Linked DNA regions of Homo sapiens: region 2 is linked to region 1. Evidence: read pairs that join two places in POLR2A ChIA-PET (ENCODE). Cell type or tissue: K562. All regions are shown on one strand. Each heading gives the region's core, and the rest is flanking DNA. Links, peaks and the distances in the headings are about the cores only. Region 1 has its middle 12 kb from the start of TRK-TTT6-1. Region 2 holds the start of TRV-TAC4-1 (tRNA-Val (anticodon TAC) 4-1).

Region 1 (5,383 bases), core at 273-5,272:
TTATTTCAAAGGACCCGTCTTCAAGTTCAGAAATTATTTTGTCTGCTTGACTTGATCTGTTGTTGAAGCCCTTGATTGTATTTTCAATTTTAGTCATTGAATTCCAGGATTTCTGTTTGGTTCCTTTTTATGATATCTCTTTATTGAATTTCTCATTCAGGTAATTAACTGTTATTCTGATTCCTCTGTATTGTTCATCTTTTTTTTTTTTTTTTTTTTGAGATGGAGTCTCGCTCTGTCGCCCAGGCCAGAGTGCATAGCACAATCTCAGCTCACCGCAACCTCTGCCTCCCAGGTTCAAGCAATTCTCCTGCCTCAGCCTCCTGAATAGCTGGGATTATAGGCATGTGCCACTATGCCCAGCTAATTTTTGTATTTTTAGTAGAGACGGGGTTTCACCATGTTAGCCAGAATAGTCTTGATCTCCTGACCTCATGATCCACCCGCCTCAGCCTCCCAAAGTGTTGGGATTACAGGCATGAGCCACCGCGTCCAACCTCACTGAGTTTCTTTAATATCATTATTTTAATTTTTTTTAGGCATTTCAAAGATTTTTCATTGATAACTATTACTGAATAATTACTGTTTTCTTTTGGAGATGTCATGTTTCTTGCTTTTTTTATGTTTCTCATGCCCACGTCGATATCTGTGCATCTGGAGTAACAGTCACTTCTTCCAATTTTGTGGATTGCCTTTTGTAGGGAAAAAAACTTTTTCCTTTAAAGGCTATCTGTATTGTTGGTTGGGTATCGTGCGTTGGTGTTGATTCTAGATGGGCACAGTAGTATAGTTTCTATGGCTATAATCAGTGTCAGTAATGTCTATGATTTTCTCAGTGGCTTATGTTGCAGTTGTTAATGAAGGCTGTGGTGAGGCTTTGCAAGGGATGGAATGCCAGGTGGGCTGGTCCTTCAGCACCAGTGTTGGTGGCAGTGGGCTGGGTGTGCCAGTTCATGGGCCCTTGAGTGGACCAGTGTTTGGGCCTCCAGCTGGCTTGCTTGGGTGCTAGCAGTGGCAGCAGTGGACTAGGTGGGCAGGTCCTTGGGCCCTCACATGGTGTGCGTGGGGTCACTAGTGGCAATGATGGTAGACCAATCTTTGGACCCCAAGCAATGCATGTGGCACCAGCAGTGGCACCAGCAGACCAGGTAATCTAGTCTCCAGGGCCCTGGGTGGCACATGTGGGTGACTGCCAGTGGCTGTGGTAGTGGCAGGCTGGGTGGGCTAGTCCCTGGGCCCCTGGGAGGCATATGTGGACACTGGCAGAAGATGAAATGTGCATGTCTTACACCTCTGGATGGCACACATGTATGCCAGTAGTGGTGGGCAAGGTAGGCCTATCTCCAGGCCTCCAGACAGCTTGCATGGACAGCACTGACAGGCAGGGTGGGTCAATCTCCAGACCCTTAGATAACATGCTTGGGCACCAGTGGTGGTGGTGGTCAGCTGGGTAGACCTGTCCTCAGGCCCCTGGATGGCACACATCACCACCAGTTGCAGTAGGCACGGCAGTTTGATACACAGGCCTATAGATGGTGCACTCAGGCACTGTTGGCAACAGTTGGAGTTGGCCTGTCCTCAGGCCCCAAAACAGTATGTTGGTTGACCATTCCTCAGGGCCCTTGAAGGTACATGCAGATGTGTAGTGCCCCAGCCCTGAAGGAGATAGGGTTGCTGTCAGTGGCAGCAGCCCTAAGTAGGTGGCTTTCATGATCTAGGGAGTACATGGTTCCGCTCCTTTTATTCTGGGGTCACTCTCTCTAGTTTGTTGCACTGCCCACTTCCCAGGGTGTAAGACACTGTGAACAACAGTGCTGGGGACCTGGCTGCACTGCTGGATCCATCCAGCATAGTGACACTGAAGCCCTCTGGGTGGGCATGAGAGTATGTTAGCAGGGCTTTAGGGATGTGGAGATGCGGGGGCTGTGGAGTCCCAGGGCAGGATGTAGTCCAGCGGGGGCTGGGCTCTCAATATAGTACCATGCTGCAACTGCTTGGGTCTCAGAAGCTTGGTGGGACCCAGCACAAACTCCTGTGGAACAATGCCATTGTGTGGACTCCAGGCAGCTCCCTATACAAGTCTCAGGGCCTGTGAGGGCCAAGGGGCTCTCTTGTGGCTGGTTAGGATTCCAGGAGTCCATGGTGGGAATACCGACTGTTGGCATTCTCTCCCTTACTTTCCCCTACTCCTCCTGCAATGGGGACTTCCTCCTGGCTCTGAGCTGATCCAGCTTGGCCAGCTGCTTTCCTTCCCTCTTCTTTCATGCCTCAGAGGTTCCCTGTCACTTCCCTGCTGAATTCCAGTGTTCCCTCTTAGAAGCTGTTATTTTATATGTTGTTATCTACTCACTGTTTTAATCCTTCTGTGTAAAGAGGCAAGTGCTGGGTGCCTCTAGTCAGGGATCTTGAAGCCCCCTCTTAATGAGGATTTTTTTTTTTTTTTTTTTTTTTTTTGAGATGGAGTCTCAGTCTGTCTCATAGGCTGGAGTGCAATGGTGCAATCACAGCTCACTGCAGTCTTGACCTCCCTGGGCTCAGGTGACCCTCCCACCTCAGTCTCCCAGGGAGGCTGGGCCTATAGCTGGGACTATAGGCATGTGCCACCATGCTCAGTTAATTTTTTTATTTTTGGTAGAGATAGGCTTTTTCCATTTTGCCCAGACTGGTCTCAAACTCCTGGACTCAAGCAATCCGCCCTCCTCAGCCTACTAAAGTGCTAGGATTATAGACATGAGCCATTGCCCCTGGCCACAACAAGGATTATTAATTTAACTTTGCTACATGGATGAAAAGCTAGAAACAACCAATTTGTGTTTCACAGTGGGAAATTGGTTAAATAAGCTGGAATATTATAGAATCTTTAAAAATAATAATATAGAATATTTAGTAAAAATTAATATAAAGCAAAAAAAGGTTAAAACTAAGTACAGTGTGTGTGTATATATATAAATAATTTATATAATCACTCGAATTATATGCAACAAAATGTGGGATTTTATTGGTTATCATTTTATTTTCCAATCTTAGTGCACATGTATTGTTTTATATGCAAAGAAACTTTTTTTAAAAAAAAAATGGAACTTGATAACTAAGCAAATTTGATGGTCTTGGAATATAAGAATACTGTAGTGAATTATTATGCAATGGATTTTTAAAGTATTAATATTAGTTAAATGTAAGATTGTCATGCACCTATAATCATATGGCTTTTTTGTTGTTGCTGTTTCAACCTGAGAAAATTCATTTACTGAATTCCCCATACAGCAAATACCATCCTACTCACTGAAACACATTTCAGTCACTTTCACTCCTACTTCCCAACACTTTTACCATGTGCTAACTGCAACTGGAATATCCTCCTTTGTTTTTCTTACTCCTACCTCTTTCAAGCTTCTCATGGCCGGCCTAGCACATACATAGTTTTAGTTTATTATTATTTGCCTTCATCAGCTCCATTCAACACTCATCTCTTCTTTTTTTGAATTTCTGTAGTGTATATTCTCATGGTGTTTAGTACGTATTGGTACTGTGATGTTCAGTAACAAGTTCTTTGAGGGTAGGATCCATACGTTAGAGTTTTAGAACTTCACAGAAGCTAGGTAAAAGTAGAGATTTAGTAGATGCTCAGTGAATTTTCATTGACCCAGGAAGAGTGTTGTAATATTAACTGCATAAGGGAGGATGCTTTAGTAACATTGACTGAAAGTGAGTTCTGTAATAACAAGAGCATAAGGAAGGCATGCACTTTATTTGGTTTGCAAGATGAGTCTTAGAACTGTTTGGTTCAACCCACAAATATATAACCACATCTACCTTTCACTATATATTTATATATTTAAATATATATACTTATATATATATTTATATATTTAAATATATATACTTATATATATATTTAAAATGAATTAAATCAAAATTTACAGTGATTACTCAAATCAAAGTTGATGCTATCCAGCAATCTTTTATTTCTTTAAATAGACAACTAAGGTACAGAAATGGTATGGTCCGAATGTTTGCATCCATACAAAATTCATATGTTGAAACCTAATCCCCAATGTGATGGTATTAAGAGCTGTATCCTTTGAGAGATAATCAGTTAATGAAGGCTACACCCTCATGAATAAAATTATTCCTTTTATAAAAGAAGCCTGGGGGAGCTTGTTTGCCATTTGGGCCATGCAAGGACACATAGAAGGCATCATCTATCAAGCAGAGAGCAAGCCCTCATCAGACACCAAATCTGCTGGCACCTTGATCTTGAATGAAATTTCCAGCCCTCAAAACTGTGAACAATACATTTCTGTTGTTTATAAATTACCTAGTCTAAGGTATTTTGTTATAGCATCCTGAATAAACTAAGACAATAGATGTCGGTCTCCATAATAATTTCTAACTCCTATACTTAACACAACTGTCTTGGAATTTTTTAACTTGATATGCTCAATTATCTCTAGCAACTGACCACCAAACTCCAGCTATGGATACTGGACCTTCATGCATAATTTATTCTGGCATGTTCTTCCATAGCTTATTCAAAAATAACTTTGGAAATAACTCTCCCATTGAAATAGTGAATCACTTAGTTGGTTTGGTCTTCATGAAGTATCAATTTGGTTTTTCCTGTTTATGAGAGGAGCCTGTTAGTCTTTATTAATGTAAAATAACTTCTTCCATTTCTCTTTACATGCATGTTTTAATATACTGAGGTTATTTGTTATACCTACTTGATTTCCATTCAGGTTTGGCTCTGTACTCAGAGGTTGTTAGTATATAGGAATATGTCTTAGACTCAGAATATCAGTGGTTACACAAAGTCTAAGGACATAAGCCACCCAGAATTCACAGATATAAGAAGTCCATAATAGCAGGAACATAGGATCTTGCAATCTCATTGCTCCATCATCTTCAACCTATGCTTCCATTTTGAGGTTAAGGCATCTTGCCTGTTTTCAAGCTGGCAGGAATTGAAAGATGACATTTTCCCATTAGAGGCATGACCTACAGGTTTTGTGCAATATTTTAATATATATTCCATTGACCATAAATGAGTCATATTACCTCATGTGCCTGTGATGAGAATAAGGAAAGTTTCAAATGGCTTTAAAGGGAAGCATGATAATAAGCAGTCAGCAGAGGTCTTAAATTGATTGTATCTCTTACCAGTTACATTTCAATAGAAAATGACCTGGTTTCAGCTGGGTGCATTGGTTCATGCATATAATCCTAGCACTTTGGGAGGCTGAGGAGGGTGGAAAACTTGAGCTCAAGAGTTTGAAACCAGCTTGGGCAACATGGCAAAACCCTGTCTCTACAAAAAAAATATATAAATTAGCTGGGTGTGGTGATGTGTGAAAAGAAAATGATCTGGTTTCATCATAAATTC
Region 2 (5,383 bases), core at 257-5,256, 57 kb after region 1:
ACTTTGGGAGGCCGAGGTGGGCGGATCATCTGGGTCAGTAGTTGGAGACCAGCCTGGCCAACATGGTGAAACCCCATCTCTACTAAAAATACAAAAATTATCCAGGCATGGTGGTGCATGCCTGTAATCCCAGCTACTCAAGGGGCTGAGACAGGAGAAGGTCTTGAACTTGGGAGGTGGAGGTTGCAGTGAGTGGAGATTGTGCCACTGCACTCCAGCCTGGGCGACACAATGAGACTTCATCTCAAAAAAATAAATAAATAAATAAACTAGTATAGTATTCAATTATGTTAGTATATATCATAGTTTAATGGGCAGTTAGTTTAGTTTTCCATCGGCTATTGCAAACTCTTTATATCTATGAACATACACCATCTCTGATATCTGCCATGATACCTTGCATTCATGTGGAAAAGCTGCATCAAAGAGTAGTGCATTGGCAATTTTGACAGCCATTGTCCACCTGTGCTTTAGAGGGTTGATCCCAATATTCTTTTTCCTTGCTTGTTTGTTTTAACTATATTGAGCATAAATAGGACCCTGGGCACATTTCTACCCCTCCTTCTTCCTGAATTACAATCAGTGAAAATGTAGAGAAGTCATACTGGGGAATGTTTGTTTCTGGAATATCACCTTCTCTCAGTTAGGCGAGACTTTAGGAATGTGATAGAATCAGGTGGGAAAAGGAAGGGGCTGAATGGAGAGCAAGGAGAAGGGCCAGCAGAGGCCTTCTTTTCTGCACCTCAGAGAGAACAACATGGCCAAAACACCTGAGGGGAGAAGAGCTGAGACAGCGTCAGTGTGTCTGGTGATTAAGACTGAGCTGCAGAGTGATGTGCAAGTAGTAGGAGATGAGGCCTGAGGAGGAGAGAACATGTGCATGGTGCAGGACCCTCTAGTAGATTGTTATAAATAAATCAGGTTACTTTACTTGATGGTAAAGAGGATGGCGCACTAAAATTAACAGGCATGAATTGATCTATATTGAGTCTAAACTAAGAACTATGATTACTATGTATAGGCCAAGTTAAAGATTTTTGAATTGGCCCTACCAACAATGGGAATCCATGGAAGGATTTTAGGCAGAGAAGTCTCATGAACAGATTTGCATTTTGAAAAGATCTTTTTAAGTTCCTGTAACAGACAAGCCCATTGTTACTGGGCCCATGCTTAGTTTCCATCGCTGACATTAGGCTATTCAATTCATGTAATCAATCTGCCAGCACTGTAGTGGCTAATTATTAAAGCTAGCTGACAAAAACTGGTAGAATCATTCCAGTTAGTTAGTTGTTTAGTTCTTCTCTGGTGGACGCACTCTGGTTAACTTAACATGTGACACAAACATCTTCACACTTTGTGCCCACACATCTCCCCGTCTAGGATCCTTTCGAGGACCCCAGTGTATGTACATGCCGGGAAACACCCTAGCTTTACCCCATATCCACCTGGAGCGTCCTTAAGTGGAACTTTGCCATGCTTCGGAGGGAGCCAGGTTCACAGCAGTGAGTGAGCAACCAGAGCCCAGCCGGGACCTGGAGAGGCGGGTGCGGCCTAATGTTCCATGCAACGCTAGCTTCCCGCAAAAGTGCTACTACGCATTGACCCGCATTGGAAATGCTCCAAGCCAAAAGGCCATTAAACAAGGCGCCTGCGACCCTAATCCCTGACGTCTTTGTGGCGATCGGGACCATCAAGGGAAATGATCGTGGAGAAACAGGCGACGCAGTAACGTCTGCCCTAATTGAGCTCTCCCTGCAGAATCTTGTCTTACACATATTCCCTCCCCATTTTCTCTTCTTGTCTTCTCTAAAAGTCATGTGATTTTTGAAAATATTGTCTGACAATAAATGAATTGCTGGAGACTGGTAATGTTCACTCAAGTGGTCAGGGACTCTTGGTCTAGAAGCGGAGACTTTACTTACGGAAATCCCCAAGAGCCTCTCCTTGAATAAAGCCAGCAGGCGACAGTTCGCATTAGGAAGAGAGCAGAGACCCCTCCACCCCAATCTCGCCCCCTTTAAAGGCAGGGATCTCCTCCTATTCAGAACACTGCCGACAACATGCAGAGAGAAACACCTAATAGAACAGTATTCTGCTTTTGAAAGCTGAGAGTGATCGAGAGATCGTGCGATGGTGCCATTGTAAAGACGTCCACTGTCAAGGTCAGCTAAGGGAATCTTGGAAAACAGAAACACCCCGAAAAATTGCAAGTTGTTTCCGCTCGGTTTCGACCCGAGGACCTTTCGCGTGTAAGGCGAATGTGATAACCACTACACCACGGAAACCTGTGTGCTGCGTTGGCTTCCTTCGTTAAGGGAGAATTAAATTTTTCTGTTTCAGCTTTGGTAACATCGAGTTGATTGGCCTTTCCTTTCAGTAAATTATCAAGGTTACCATGCTTTTCTTTACTACAAAGTCCTCCATTAAAACTTTTTTTTTTCAGACGTGACTGGAGAATTTAAGAAAATTTCCCCTCAGATGCGAGGCTTGTTACTGTGGACGTTGATTTTTTTTTCTTTTTTTTTTGTTTTCACGGGGCAGAGGCAGGAATTCAGAAGAGTGTGATTTCGTTGTTGTCGATGTTTATGGATAAAAATGTAAAGAGATGTAATGTAGTAGACAAAAGTCTACATAGTGTAAAAGGAAGGGTTGCGGTGGCCAGAATATTGTGAACTTAAGTTGAGGCTCAAAGTGAATGTATCTCCTATCTTGATGACCAGATGTCTGCGTTTCCTGTCTGGAGATCTTCATATTGTTCTGGATATATCACGAGGGTAAGCATGTTTACAGAATTTGGGAAGGGCAGAGGACTATCAGGAAAGTGGAAAGGTTCTATTGTCTATCAAATACCTCTCTATACAGCATTCAATTTGTGTGGTTAATTAGTGTCTCACTGTGATGATTGTAAAAATCCTGTTCAAAGACACCAGTCTGCATTTTTCCTTAAAGATGTTGACCATGAAGGCCATTGTTATTTTCTGTTATTTTTAAAGGGAAGAATTCAATTCCTCTTTCCCTACTGATTACACAGTTTCTGCAATTGAGTCTCAAATCCGAGAAAAATAGGAAATAACTCTTTTACTAATTCTGCAATTTGGACAATTAACTATTAACCTCAGTTCCTTGTCTCAAAATAAGTTTAACATTTACTTTGTAGAATGGTATGGGTTCACATATTAGTCAACTAATATTTATTGTGTGTCCATTGCATATATGGGCATTGCAATGGACTGTAGGGTTTTATTAGTAAACGAAACCAGGCACTGCACCTGTCTTCTTGGAAATTATATTCTTGTGAGAGACAGACAGTAATCAAGTTATCATCCAAATTAATGCAGCATTTCCAAGAAAAGAGAGACATATAGTGCTCTCATTTAATATATATGAAGATTAATTTAGAAAGTTTAGGGGAAGAGTTCTCTGAGAAAATAATGATGCTCAAGTTTAAAGGTTGGGGAGATGTTAACTAGATTTAAAAGAGTGTTAAAGGCAAAAGAAATCTTATGTACCCAAACCCATGGTAAATAAGAGGGACCGATTTGCAAGTAGGACAGTGTGGTTGGAGAGAAAGGGGCGGTGGGGTATGAAATAAAGCTGAACACATGAGAGTCAGCCATGGAGAGGATTTCAGGTCATAATATTAAGGATTACCTTATTAAATAGCTATAAAATGTGTGATAATCGGTTCTTTTAAAATGCCAGTTTCTACCCTTTATCCTTTTGTCCTCTCAAAGTACACAGGATGTGAGACCTAGTGTGACCTAATCTCTAAGTTAAAACCAGCTAAATTTTCCCCCAAACAATTTGGGAATACTCAGAGAGATTCAGATCATGTGTATACCCTTAGCCAACTAAGAACAAATGCGATGGTCTCAGCTGAGAGCCTAGCAAATTTGACTCCCCTACCTAGAATTCCAGTTCTGTTCTCTCTCCGCCCCCACTCCCCTCCCCCATCCGGTGCTGGGCTCTGCAGATGCACTAGGATTTAAGACATTGAAGTGTAGGTGGACTAGGGAGGTTGTAGCACTTATTTTCTAGCCTTGTACTCAATCAGGCAGAAATCCTGCACTCCATATTTCTCATTTTTTAAAACCAAAATCGGTGACTAAAATACACTCCAGTAACTCAATATACCATTAAACCATTTCCTCCTCTCCTTTCTCATTTCAAATTCCTCAAACATCCCGGCAAATCCAGAGCCCGCTATGCACAGTTCTGATTCCGGGGGGAGTAGGGCTCCTCCTTGCAACCAGGACGTCTTCGTCCCCACCTTGAGCTGAGCCGGATGCCGAGTCCTTGGCAATATCCTGCACCGGCAGCTGCCAGTCTAGATACCCTGCCTGCGAGGGCCCCAATGCCCGATTTCGTGTCTGTCTGTCCCATAGATCTATTTCTAAATCACACACTCAAGTAAACTCATCCTAAGCCCACCTCAACCCAGGCAGGACTTTTCTGTGCCTAAATTAAACTCGCTGGAGCGGCGGCTCTATTGACAGTTGGATAACTGACAATCTCTGGCAGAGAGTGGCCGCCTGACCCAGGGAAACCTCCGCCTGGAAATACAGGTCGGAGTCCCGACCCCCGCGCTGCGCCCGGGATTCCTAGAAAGGTGAGACTTGGAGTTGACCCTGTTGCGGAAACACCTTAGCAGAGAGACGCAGATCAAGTTGGGCTGCTGACCAAGTCCCTGGAGGAATTGCTGGTGGTAAGAACAGGGTCGCGGCCGCAACCGCGGCGAAGGAAAGCAGAGTGAGGTTAAGTAGTCATCTCTATCCAAAGAGATCTGCCGCAGTTCCAGACAGGAAACTTTTCTTAGTAATCTTCTCCATTCCCTACTTCTTTCCACCCCACCCCCTCCACGCACGAATCTCCTGTGGAAGGTTTCTGAAAATAATTCTGTGAAGGAAAAAACAACAACAATAAATGTTTGCCAGAAATGGAAGAAACCTGGTAGCCTCGCCTCTCGTTTTTCGTTTATTTGCTTGTTTAGACCCTCTTCCCTCTTTCTTTCTTTCTTTTTTTTTTTCTGATTGCAAATTGTTCAGTTGCCATTTGGCCGTCTTTGTGAAGCGCCTGTTCAAATTTTTCACCCATACACCTTAAAGTGAAAATGAAAACAAAGCCTATTAAAGAAAATTTAGAAAAATCCTTTTTGCCTTTGCGATAGTCAAATGTTTTGTAGATTTGACAAAACAAGTAAGCATTTTTAAAAAGATTGAAACTATGGACTTCATCCAAACTAAACATTATCTTCATCAAAAGGCTATTGAGAGAGAAAACGCCAGCCTCAGACTGGAAGAAGGTATCCATGAGACAAATTTTTTGGAAAAGCTGTTGTTTCCACTGGATTTAAAAACCAGAATCCTTTCACATGCTAGGCGGA

The links. ChIA-PET counts read pairs that join two places held together with the same protein. Peaks named below come from ENCODE experiments on the same cell type or tissue, not always from the same donor. Only the 100,000 strongest peaks of a DNase experiment are listed, where the experiment ranks them.
Region 2: POLR2A ChIA-PET joins it to region 1 with 5 read pairs; 4 of 35 experiments call an interaction of 5 or more read pairs at or near these places.

The regions. Positions count from the first base shown.
Region 1 is chr6:27,344,553-27,349,935 of GRCh38, reverse strand. No RefSeq gene overlaps it. Among named protein-coding and RNA genes, the nearest start is that of TRK-TTT6-1, 12 kb to the right of the region's middle. In K562, for the core only: no CTCF peak of the experiment used is centred there; no DNase peak of the experiment used is centred there.
Region 2 is chr6:27,287,528-27,292,910 of GRCh38, reverse strand. It overlaps TRV-TAC4-1 (tRNA-Val (anticodon TAC) 4-1), which reads right to left and starts at 2,285; the gene lies at 2,213-2,285. RefSeq lists an enhancer at 1,055-1,700. In K562, for the core only: no CTCF peak of the experiment used is centred there; DNase peaks (open chromatin) are centred at 2,190, 2,740, 3,950, 4,590 and 1 weaker place; H3K4me3 peaks cover 2,416 bases.